3 separate regions of the Mus musculus genome follow, and all the other regions are linked to region 2. A link is a loop called in an ENCODE intact Hi-C map of the cell type or tissue named here. Cell type or tissue: heart. All regions are shown on one strand.

Region 1 (4,000 bases), 300 kb after region 2:
ATCCCCGTTCCTTTCCTTCCTGACCCCCCCATGCCTCAGAAATAGTTTTGTGTATATTTTATGCAAAGTTAAAATTATCATCAACAACAAATTTTTACGATTTTATGTGCATGAGTGTTTTGACTATTATATGTATGGATGTGCACCATATGCATGCAGCTATGCAGTGTTCATAATCACGGTCAAAACAGAAATAAAATCATACTGAGCATGGTACCGTTCGCCTGTTAGGAGACATTTCATGAGTCTAACCATCTCAGAAACAAGTTCCATCTTGCTGGCAGGGCCAAAACTGAGTTCATGTTCCCAGATCCCAGAATCAACTCCTATCCTGCTTCTTCAGGTGTTTCATGTCTGTGTGTTAACCAGTAATGGATATAAAAAGGGGGTTTTGCCATTATCCCATTATCTAACTAAGGCATGCAAATAGTAAGTGTATTTATTTCCTGTCGTGATTTAACGGACTACGTGCAGTTCCCTTATCATTCTAAATGCCAGGTCAGAGTCCAGGAGGGGACTTGACTGCAAAAGCTGACTCAGGACATTGAAACCAGGATAAGGCACAACCACCAATGTTAAACTTCCTTAACTCCTTGTGTCAAAATATGATTAGTCACTGCAACAGCCCCTCCCCGCCCCCCTTTGTGTTCCCATCCTGCAGTGCAGTCTCCCTTGGGGGACGAGGTTCAGATCCAGAACTGGCTGCCCCATACAGAAAATGAAGCTTTCATTTTGAAGCTTTTGTATCTGAAGTGAGTTTACTTAGCTTCCTCCCCTCTCCAGAACCCAGTAAGCAGGGAGCTGAAACAGGAAGATCATTAGTTTGAAGCCAGCCTAGGCTTGACAAGACCCTGTCTCAAACCAACAAACATGGGGTTATTTGTGCCAGTGCTTCCAAAAGTAACTGTAGAGCCGAGAGGTTAAGGAAAATGGTGGTAGTGGTAATGTGTGTGTCTGGGTGGGTGTAACACGGGGATCTCACTTTGTAGCCTTGACTGGACTGAGACTTTCTAAGTCTTCCAACTCCCAGGGATCTCTGCTTGCTTCTACTTCTCACTAGCTTGAATTAAAGGCGTGCACTACCACACCCAGAAAGGTGTGTGCTTCCAGTGCGGTTGAGATTTGCTTTAACGCACATATTTTGTTGTTGAAAGTTTTAATCAGTTACTCCAAATCCGGGTTTTTAACAGCACAGGAAGATGAAAGGGACCGTAACACAAACCAGACTGTTAACTTGGAAAAAACGGTCCCTACCCAACTAATAATGCGTACGTTTCCCAGAGTTCCTAGCAGCGCGGCTCAGAGGCATTATGGGAATTGTAGTCCTACACCTCAGCGTCACAGCTCCGAGGACTCTGGGAACGGCCGCTCGCTCCACAAGGTGCACGCTTGCGCAAAAGCGCTAGCGCTCGCCCTTCCCCCACCTGCAGTCGCGAGTGGGTGACAAGAGCCCCCTTCTCCGCGAGCCTCGTGACCCGGAACCGCGAGTGGAGGCTAGACCCCTCCAGGTATGTCTGCAAGGCCGGGATGCGCGGGCCCGGGAGGAAGGTCGCGTCTGCGCCGGAGTGGGAGTCTCAACTTCGACGCCTTGCGGGCCGCGGCGACCCCTGGGCGTAGGGTCGGGCCTCGAGCTCTTCTGAGAGTCGGTCCCTATGGGCTGTTCGCGGTCGGCGTGTGTGGGGTCGGAGGAGGACGGGCAGCTCCCGGGCTCAGCCTCCCTTTGGGGGGAGACGCGCCACTGCTGGCCGTCGCGGGGCTCAGGCCGCGCGGGGGCGAGTCTGGAAGCCTGGCGGGCGGGCGCGCGCTTGACCCTCCACGAGGGTGTGGGGGCGGGGCTCACGGTGCTAGCCACGCCCCCACGGTGGCTTTGCGGGCTCCTGGAACCTCCTTGTTCCTGGTGTCTGGTGTTTCCAGTTATATTGTCACGGAATTATCACGTCTATCCCGTTACTTCCGGTTTGAGCGTCAGTATAACAGATTTTTCTTTTTCTTTTTTTTTTTCCTAACATTGGCTTTTCTTTTTTTCTAATATTGACTTTTCTGTTTAGCTTGGGTAAAAGTTTTCATATAAGTATGTTGCCGAGGTCCAGCCTCAGCTTGAGGTGAGGATGGTCCTGAGAAAGGGGTGAGTGGGAGTGGTGCTGACTGAATAATATATGAGTCAGTAGTGGATACAAGCTGTCAGTTCATGTGTTCTCTTGTCAGAAACTGAACCCAGTCTTTTATTTACTAAAGATTTATTCATTAAATCTTTTTACCGCTGTTAATCATTTTCTAAAAAAAAAAATCCATGGTTACATAAATTCCAGTAATCCCGAACCTCCAACCCCCGTTTCTTTGAAATGAAAGCTAAGCAAAAGTACATTTCCTTATCTCTTAAACACAGTGTTCTCTTCACGGGCAGCAGGGCACAGTTCTTGTGGTTTCTTATTGTTTGAACACAGTCTGTTCTTCACGGCAGCTGGGCATAGCTTTTGCGGTTTCCTGGCACAGCAGACAGTCATTAAAGTGGCTATAAGAACAGAAAAGTGACAGACTACTGAGGTTAAAATGATTTCTTGCCGGGCATGGTGGCGCACGCCTTTAATCCCAGCACTTGGGAGGCAGAGGCAGGCGGATTTCTACAAAGTGAGTTCCAGGACAGCCAGGGCTACACAGAGAAACACTGTCTCCAAAAAAAAAAAAAAAAAAAAAAAAAAAAAAAAAAAAAAAAAAAAAAATCTCTTACTGGGCTGGAGAGATGGCTCAGTGGGGTAAAAGCACTGACTGCTCTTCTGAAGGTCCTGAGTTCAAATCCCAACAACCACATGGTGGCTCACAACCGTCTGTAGTGGGATCTGATGCCTTCTTCTGGTGTGTCTGAAGACAGTGACAGTGTACTTACATATATTAAATAAATCTTTACAAAGTTTTAACATTTTCGCAAGTAAAGCAGGTGGCTCTGTCTGATCTCTCTCTAGGCATTGATCTCTCCAGTCCCTCCAGTAGCAAGGAGAATGAAGGACTAACTTTTTATATGCATATCATCTTTTAATTCTCTAATCTTTGTTTCCATATCTTAACAATTCCATAGCCTCAGGTCCAAGATTGACAATCTCTCCATAAACGTTAGTTCACTAGCCTGCTGTACTTTCCCGTTAAACTACACTCTCCTTCTAATACTATCTGTTTCTGCATCATACACACGTTTTCCTCCTATAAGATAAGCCCACCTGTCATTTGCTTGTTTTTTTACAGATTCCTTTTTTTTTAAAAGATTTATTTATTTATTATATGAAAGTACACTGTAGCTGTCTTAATGAGGGAGTCAGATTTCATTACAGATGGTTGTGAGCCACCATGTGGTTGCTGGGATTTGAACTCAGGACCTTCGGAAGAGCAGTCAGTGCTCTTAACCACTGAGCCATCTCTCCAGCCCCCAGAATACTTCTTCTTTTCCTATCCATGCCTTTTTTTCTTGAGACCACTTTAACTCTCTATCGTTGATGTCCCCAAGGTCACCCTGGCTAACTAATGCAGCAGGCATTGGATCAGGGTACACGTATCTCCTCATACAATTCCAAGTTTAAAGATAAGTCACATAATGAGTGCTTTTTAGTAAGGACCATCTAGGTTTTTCTGGCCTTTGTAGTTATGTTGTCTAGATCTTTCCATGGCCTTAAGGCCTGTTTGTCCCTAGTCCCCTGCAGCCCCATGACCACCCCCATTCCTGTGAACCGCTTCTGTTTCATCTGTTAAGAAGTGATTAGTTCTGAGTAATGGGGGAGGCGTATTCACCAGAAAGAGAAATTGAAAGTAAAATAAAGACAGCAGATCAGCTTCAGGGCAACCGCAACCATCAGCACATGGTATCCACAACCAGGTAATGCTCCTGGGCAGGAACTCTGTCACGCCGCCCCTTACGCAGCCCTGCCAGACTCAGTAATACATATTATACCGTCGCCTCTGCCTAATCCTCCCCTGCTAGCCCCTGCTAGCCCCTGCTAGTCCCTTTGTCTTC
Region 2 (4,000 bases):
TATTTTATTCTAATACTTAAATTACTTCACAGGTGTTTTGCTTGCATATACATGTGTATACCATGTATATGTAGGGCCCCTGGAAGCCAGAAGAGGGTGTCTGGTCCCTTGGGACTGGAGTTACAGATGGTTGTGAAGACTATATGGGTGCTAGGTATTGAATCTGGCTCCTCTATAAGAGCAACTGTTGTAGTCAGGGTGTTTATTGCTGTGGCAAAACATCATGACGAAAGAGCAAGTTGGGAGGAAAGAATTTATTCAGCTTACACTTCCACTTGGCTGTTCATCACCAAAGGAAGTCAGGACAGGAACTCAAACAGGGCAGGAACCTGGAGGCAGGCACTGATGCACAGGCCATGGAGGAGTACTGCTTACTGGCTTGCTTCATGTGGCTTGCTCAGCCTGCTTTCTTATGGAACTCAGGACACCAGCTGAGGGATGGCACCACCATGGGCTGGGCCCTCCCCCATTGATCACTAATTGAGAAACTGCCCTACAGCTGGATCTCATGGGGGCATTTCCTCAACTGAGGCTCCTTCCTCTCTGATGACTCTAGCTTGTGACAAGTTGATACACAAAAGCAGCAAAACTTTTGGAGGCAAACAGCTGGCTTTACTCCCCCATCTGTTGACTCATCCCTTGTCTTGTGTTTTGAGAACAGGGCAAAATAAACACAGGCGTGCACACTGATCCGCCTCCACAGGTGCTGAGTGGAATAGAACATGGATTGGAAGAGCAAGCAGGGCTCAACACATCTCAAAGCCCAGTGTCTGATGTCTCTCTCTGTGTATCTCTTCTGCACAGTGATTCTTTCAGCCCTTCTCTGCTTTCTACTTTTATGTTAACTTGATACAAGCTAGAGTTATCTGAAAGGAGGGAACGTCAATTGAGAAAATGCCTCCATTAGATCCAGCTGTAAGCCATTGTCTTAATTATGATCAGTGGGGGAGGGCCTAGCCCAAAGTGGGTGGTGCCATCGTGGGCTGGTGGTCTTGGGTTCTATAAGAAAGCCGGCTGAACACGCCATGAAGCCAGTAAGCAGGATTCTTCCATGGTGTCTGCATCAGCAAGTATACAGCAGTGTGGAAGTGTAAGCTCAACAAACCCTTTCCTCCTCAAGTTTCTTTAGCCATGGTGTTTCATCAGAGCAATAGAAACTCTTAATGAAAACACCTTTCTTATGGTAGTTCTTCTTGGTGTGTTGCACAGAATTTTAATTTCATTAAATTTTTTTTTAATTTTAAAGATTTCATTTTGTATTTGTGTGAGACATAGCCAGAAACCAAACAGATGGGGCCATTCAACCTTGGACTTTCAGCCTCCAAAACAGTCAGTGACATAAACCTCTTTTCTTAATAAAGTACCGACTCTCAGGCATTTTGTTATAGCTACACAAAATGGACTAAGACAGATGGATGGCAGGGGTGGCTATAAATAAAGACAGGTGATGCCCTCAAAGAGAATCTTAAGCTAATGGGGGAAGGGACTGACTAGTGTATAAAGACTCTGGTGTCTTGTCTTCAAGTAAATGAACCTGGCGTGTTTCTCTGATGCTTCTCAAAGTTAACCCTCCCCCAACCACTGTTTCTTACCTCTCAATCGTGTCCTGTGTCATCTTCACTGTTGTTCTTGTTGGAGGTTTTGTATTCCACAGAGCCTAGGAGAAGCTGGGATCCCCTCTTTTGTGTTAGCTTTCTGTGTGTGTGGGATGAAGATAGGAGCTCCAGCATTTCCCAAGGATTACACTTATTCTGAAATATGCATTATAGATTCAACTCATTCATTGGGCAGAATACCTGTGAGGGAAATTCCAGCCACTGCGGCTGTTTGGAAATCCACACGAGAGTATTCATTTCCTCCCCAAACAGTAGATAAGACAGGGAAGTTAGACCAGAGAACAAGACGGGAAGTTTTAAAACTAATCACACAAGCATGGTTTCTAAACAGGAACTCTGAAGACTGCCCTAACAAGGCGGGGCTGCATGCTGTCACCAGAGGGCAGCAGAGTCCAGGGACCAGAAGGCAAAAACCCAACTGTTCCTAGGCAGATCTGACGGAGACAAGGCTGACTTACTTATACTGGGCTTTGCTACATGTAGCTTATTGTTCTGTGCACAAGGCAAAAGGATACAAAGTACAAAGCAGAGATCAGAGTTCAGAGCTAAAGAAAGAATGCAATAGAACAGAACTGAGGGGTAGTTCCTCCCGCCACCCAAAGACCCAGTGGTCTGGGGAGTGCTAACACCTGGCTGGCGCTAGGTGCTCAGGCAAGAACAATTGCTAGATCAATAAGAGACAATGTGTGTATTTGCTTTGCTCTGATCAGAATTTAATGAGTTCTTTTGAACATGCTTTCTTGAATTTCTGCTGAGGTTGGATAGATTGTTTAAATGCTATTTATTGCCTTTGGCTACCCCCTGTAGCCTGCCTTTGCTATTGGTGGGTTCTTTTTTTCTTCCACCCTTCTCCAACCCATTTCTTCCACTGTTTCAACCTCCTAACACTAGATAGGAGAGAAAAAAAGGATAGATTGGGAAAACCGACATCTTTACTGTTAGAGTACTTTCTGCTGCGTAGGGGTATCAAGTTTTTGGGGGACAAGTTTGCTCTTCAGGATATCTAGTTTCTTCTTGTTCTTGTTTCTTCTTTGCACAAGACTACCTTAAAAAAAAAAGACATCCAGCTCTTGGGGCCCTAGCGTTTATATACTCTCTGAAGAGTCCCCCAAATTCCCAGAGTCACACGATCGCTGAGAACTGTCTGCCACTGTCAAAATGGCGCCCCTGCTACAGCAAGAGGTAACATAGTCAGCTGCTGTGGACAGTCTGAAGTCTGAAGCAGCCCCATGTCCTACACCTGGGACTAAAACAGAAATGTATTATTTTTCTTAAATGCATGTATGTATGTATGTATGTATGTATGTATGTATGTATGTGAGTACACTGTAGCTGTCTTCAGACATCCCAGAAGAGGGCATCAGTTCTCATTACAGATGGTTGTGAGCCACCATGTGGTTGCTGGGATTAGAACTCAGGACCTTAAGAAGAGCAATCAATGCTCTTAACCACAGAGCCATCTCTCTAGCCCCAGAGTGTCTATATTAACTCCACATCACTGTGTTCAGGAAACATCACAGAAGAGGAGGCATAGAGAATGAGGAATGCTGGGAGATGCTGTCTTTTTTATGTTTACATGTTTTATATGTTTATTGTTTTTTTAATTTTTATTTTTACTACTTTTTTTTATATGTTATTGAAATCATGACCTCACAGTAGCTGTGGTCACCTGTGTAAGACCTATCCAAGATCAAGTTAGCCAAAATCCCAGCATAGATGATTGCCGGGCTAGAGTTTATACTGAGGAACTGTGGGCAGTGGGTAGGTATTGAGGGATGGGGGAACTTTTTGGTTTTTCATTGTTTGTTGTTTGAGATGGGATTTCTCTGTGTAGCCCTTGCTGTCCTGGAACTTTGTAGACTAGGCAGGCACTGAACTCAACACATCCACCTGCTTCTGCCTCTGCTGGGATTAAAGGCATATACTATGACCATACCCAGCCTGTCAGCTTTTTATTATCCCATTGTCCAGAAACTGGGTACAACTTGCTCAGAGTGATAACATCTTCCTCCTTCTAGACCAGTCAGTGTCCCTCCTTCCTAGTGATAATGGAGTCCAGTCACCATCAACAAACACCAATGGGTCTTTGCTGGTTTCTTCTCAATGTTTTATTTTTCAAAATATACAATTTATTTACATCTTTATTTCACAAGTGCAGTTTTGTATATTTATCCCAAAAATCTCTAGATAGCTTCACCGTAAACAGTACAAATCATAGACTGGTCACACTGCCTCTCTTTAGTCTTTGCACCCATTGGGTTTTTGATAAGTTTCAAGTAGTAATCGCTTGTGGGTAAGAAAGGAACAAAAAGGAAGGCAAGATGATTTTTTTTTGTCTTTTACATAAGCTCAATACATAGGATTAGAAAGGGCCATCTGACCAG
Region 3 (4,000 bases), 170 kb after region 2:
ATGGAAGATTAAAGAAAAGTAGTCACCATCACAGTAGATTATTATTCAGCTTTTAAAAACAGGAATTCTGATAGATTCTGATAGGAATGATTCTTAGGATTGCACCAAGAGAAACACACCCAACGAGACACTAGTACAAGATGGTTCCACTTAAGGCTTGTGTGGAGGCTCAAAACTGTCCCATCAGCGTGTGTATTCAAACCCTTGTTCCCCGTGGGAGGGGTTGTTTGGGAAGGCTATGGATCCTTCAGGAGGTGCTGGAGGAGTCATGGGAAGCAGGCATTACCGCTTTACCCCACTTCTAGCTCTCCCTGTGCTTCCTGTGTGTGGCTGGCATGTGATCTCTCAGCTTCCCCTGACATTACGAACTCTCCCTCTAGAACCACAAGCCCAAATAAACCCTCTCTTTAGTTACAGTATTTTATTACAGCAACAACAGCCAACACAAAAGGTTGACACACATGCAGCAGGAGAGCTCACAGAGACAAAGCAGAGGCTGACAAGGTTGGGGGAGTGTTGTTTAGTGAGTATAGACCTTCTATTTGGAAGGCAGCAACTGAGAGAGTTAATCACACCGGCCAGTTAACCTAAAGAGGAGATGGGATTCCCATGCCACCTATGAAAGACAGACAAAGGGGTCCCAGGGAAGGACCTGATGGTGACCTCTGGGAGCTGGAAGCAAGGCCTCATCGACAGTCAGTAAGAAGGCAGGAATTGCCTGGCGTGGTGGCGCACGCCTTTAATCCCAGCACTTGGGAGGCAGAGGCAGGCGGATTTCTGAGTTCGAGGCCAGCTTGGTCTACAATGTGAGTTCCAGGACAGCCAGGGCTACACAGAGAAACCCTGTCTCGAAAAACCAAAAAAAAAAAGAAGACAGGAATTTCTGTCCTAGCCCCTAGAGACTGGATATTGAAATCCACTTGAACAAGCTTGGAAATGGATTCCTCTGAGGTGAAGCCTCCAAGTGGAAACATGGCTCAGAGATGCCTTGATTTTGACAATGAGGCACTGAACAAAGAAACCAGCCATGCAGTGCCTGGACGTCTGACCCACAGAAATCTGAGCTAAGAGATGGTTATTGTTGTAAGTTGCTAAATTTGTAGTGTGAGGCATACAGTAACAGAGCACTAAGAAAAGACAATCTGGCAACAGTCCAAAAGTGCCGTGCCTTTTGTCTCAGGAGCTCTGCCTCTGGTATCTACCCCAGAAGGTAGCAAATGCTTTCTGGACAGAGCTGTTTACTTACAACTCTAGCATGCATATCTACACAATGGAATGCTTCTAGTAGCATTTTTAAAAACACAAAAATGCATCAAGACTGCAAATATATTATAAATCACCATATTAAGGGATCTCCTTTTACATTTATTTATTGTTTGGGGGGGTGGATGATACGTGTGTGTGTGTGTGTGTGTGTGTGTGTGTGTGTGGGTCAGAGGGTAACCTGCAGAGGTTGGGTTTCTCCTACCACATGGGTTCCAGGGCTTAAACTCATGTCACCAAGCTTGGTGGCAATCACCTATATCCACTGAACCATCTGTCCAGCCCAGAAAGTTACTTTTTAAAAGAAACCACTAATTAAAAAAAAAAAGCTACCAGTATATTTGTAGGGAAACATAGGGAGATTATGCTAGGTTGACCCCATGAAGAAGTGGAAAGGAGGTTCTCTCACCAAAACAAGAAGCCATCTGACCAGAGAAAAGGACGAGCTGAGGGGACAGGGGCGACGGTCCAGGGCCTTACTGCTGACAGGGCTCCATACATGAGATAAATGAACGGATGTGCTAAGTGAAAAAAATGACAATGAACAAAAGGTGCTGAGCCGTTATAAAGAACGGGGTGTGGGGTTTTATCAGACGCCAAGGCAAGGGAGGAGGGAACACTTGCAGTGACGTGGGTAGAACTTCCTATCTGCCTGAAGGAAGGGGCTGGTAGATTACAGATAGACCAGCGATTCAAACTTGAATTATGGATAGACCAGCGATTGTACCCCCTATTAAAACTTGTACTGGGGACGAGTGAGGTGGCTGAGTGGCTGAGCAGGTAGCTGTGTTTGCCATGCCAGCCTGACCACCTAATCCTCAGTGGAAGGGAGAACCGCCTCCATCCACAAAGCTCCCTGGCCTCCTACTGTGCACTGCAGCGCTACTCACCTACACACACCTACACACACACACACACACACACACACACACACACACACACACACACACACGACTAAGTAAGAACCATAGAAGAAAGGCATCCTTAAATCAGGCAGTGGTGGCGCACGCCTTTAATCCCAGCACTCGGGAGGCAGAGGCAGGCGAATTTCTGAGTTCGAGGCCAGCCTGGTCTACAGAGTGAGTTCCAGGACAGCCAGGGCTGCACAGAGAAACCCTGTCTCAGAAAAATAAAAGAAGAAGAAAAAGAAAAAAAGAAAGAAAGGTATCTTTAAACAAGGCCAGAGAGATGACTCAGCAAGGAAAAGCAAAAGCACTCGCCATACAATCCTGACAGTCTTAGTCGGTACCAAGAACCCAGGTGAAAAGCCAGATATGGTAGCACACTTCTGTACTTCCAGCATTCCTATGGTGGCGAAACAAGAGGCACTGCCTTAAACCAATTTCTAATCTGTTCTCTGACCTTCGCACACGCATGCACACACACACACTGTGATGCATACATGTAATCCTAACACTTAGCTGGCTGCAACAGGACGACCACATATTCAAAGCCAACATGGGCTATATTCAGTTAAAAACACAGAAACAAACAAACAAAACCAAAGTGACCTAGCAAAGAAATTAAGACAGGATCAGAATCAATGATCGTTCTGACCTAAAAGGCCCTGCTTCCAGGAATACAGCTTTACTAGACTGCAGCTAAGTCTGCACAGACCTTCCTGTCTCCCCTACTCAACCACTCCCATCCTCTGCCTTGTTATCACTTCTTCCCGGGAAGGCCAGGAGCCTGCCACCAGCTGTGCTCCCTGTCATCTCAGAGACTGCTGTGCTAAATCTGGCCATGGCTCTGCAGAGTCAGCAGGACTGAGTGCATCCTCAGTGGAGTGTAGCCTTACAGACTACCTTGGAGCTTCCTGTCCATTCCCGCAGCCCATCTCAGAGCTCTCCCCTCCCAACGCTGCCCCCATATGCCAGCCATTATCAATTCTTTAAGATGAATTCCTGCCAGCCCTCCAAACTCACGTCTGTCTCTTTCTCCTTCCTCCTCTCTCCCTTACCCCGCCCCCCACCTTCCTCCCACTCTCACCTCAGGACCTTTATACCAATGGCTGGTTCTGCCTGGAAGACTCTTCTATCCTTTATCTGGCTAATTCTTTGTCTTTTTGTGTGTCTGTATCTTTGTGTGTGTGTGTGGTGTGTGGTAAGTACACTACACATGCATGTCCCTGTGTGTCAAGGACAGAGGCCAACATGGAGTGCCTTCCTCCATTGCTTGCTTGTTTGCTTGACTGACTGACTGATTTACAGACTTTCTCATGGAACCCTGGAACTTACCAATATGGGTAGGCTGGCTAGCCAGCAAGCTCCAAAGATGGTCCCATCTCTACCTACTCAGTATTTGGATCACTGGGGTTTACAACCATGCCCAGCATTTTATGCGGGTCACAGGGACCCAAAATCAGTTCATGAAGTTTGCACAGCAATTACACAGATCTCCTTCTTCTTTCCCCCCCCCCACCCCGCCCTTTGGGATTCAGTACAGACACTTCTAAGGTTTTGCTGGACCGTCCTCTCACACCCCAGGATGAATTAGCTACATCTGTGTATCTGCAGGACCTAGCATTCTGTTTCTTGGCACTTGAGATATTATAATGGTATTTAATTATAGTACATTTTCTCCATTAGATTGCAATTTTCTTGAGGGTAAAAATCAATTTGCTAGTATAATGCCTACCACATGCTATTTGTTAACATATTAATTTAGTGACTATTTGGTATTAAAGGCAACTTAAAAATGGTCTTAAATGCTTATGCTACACAACAACATATACATC

What was found. Peaks named below come from ENCODE experiments on the same cell type or tissue, not always from the same donor. Only the 100,000 strongest peaks of a DNase experiment are listed, where the experiment ranks them.
Region 1: a loop joins it to region 2, with 4 times the contacts of the local background. A loop is called at or near these places in 2 of 42 quality-filtered maps.
Region 3: a loop joins it to region 2, with 3 times the contacts of the local background. A loop is called at or near these places in 2 of 42 quality-filtered maps.

What each region holds. Positions count from the first base shown.
Region 1 is chr8:111,642,105-111,646,104 of GRCm38, forward strand. It overlaps Zfp1 (zinc finger protein 1), which reads left to right and starts at 1,339. Exons shown (of 4, transcript NM_001037665.2): 1 at 1,339-1,508. In heart, no CTCF peak of the experiment used is centred here; DNase peaks (open chromatin) are centred at 657, 1,417, 1,807 and 2,497; H3K4me3 peaks cover 2,220 bases; H3K27ac peaks cover 2,064 bases.
Region 2 is chr8:111,341,434-111,345,433 of GRCm38, forward strand. It overlaps Fa2h (fatty acid 2-hydroxylase), which reads right to left. Exons shown (of 7, transcript NM_178086.3): 7 at 3,705-4,000. Among named protein-coding and RNA genes, the nearest start is that of Mlkl, 5.2 kb to the left of the region's middle. In heart, a CTCF peak has its summit at 2,001 (motif pointing right); a DNase peak (open chromatin) is centred at 2,008.
Region 3 is chr8:111,507,645-111,511,644 of GRCm38, forward strand. The region is part of intron 1 of Wdr59 (WD repeat domain 59); the gene reads right to left. Among named protein-coding and RNA genes, the nearest start is that of Wdr59, 12 kb to the right of the region's middle. In heart, no CTCF peak of the experiment used is centred here; DNase peaks (open chromatin) are centred at 1,887 and 2,997; H3K4me3 peaks cover 461 bases; H3K27ac peaks cover 2,795 bases.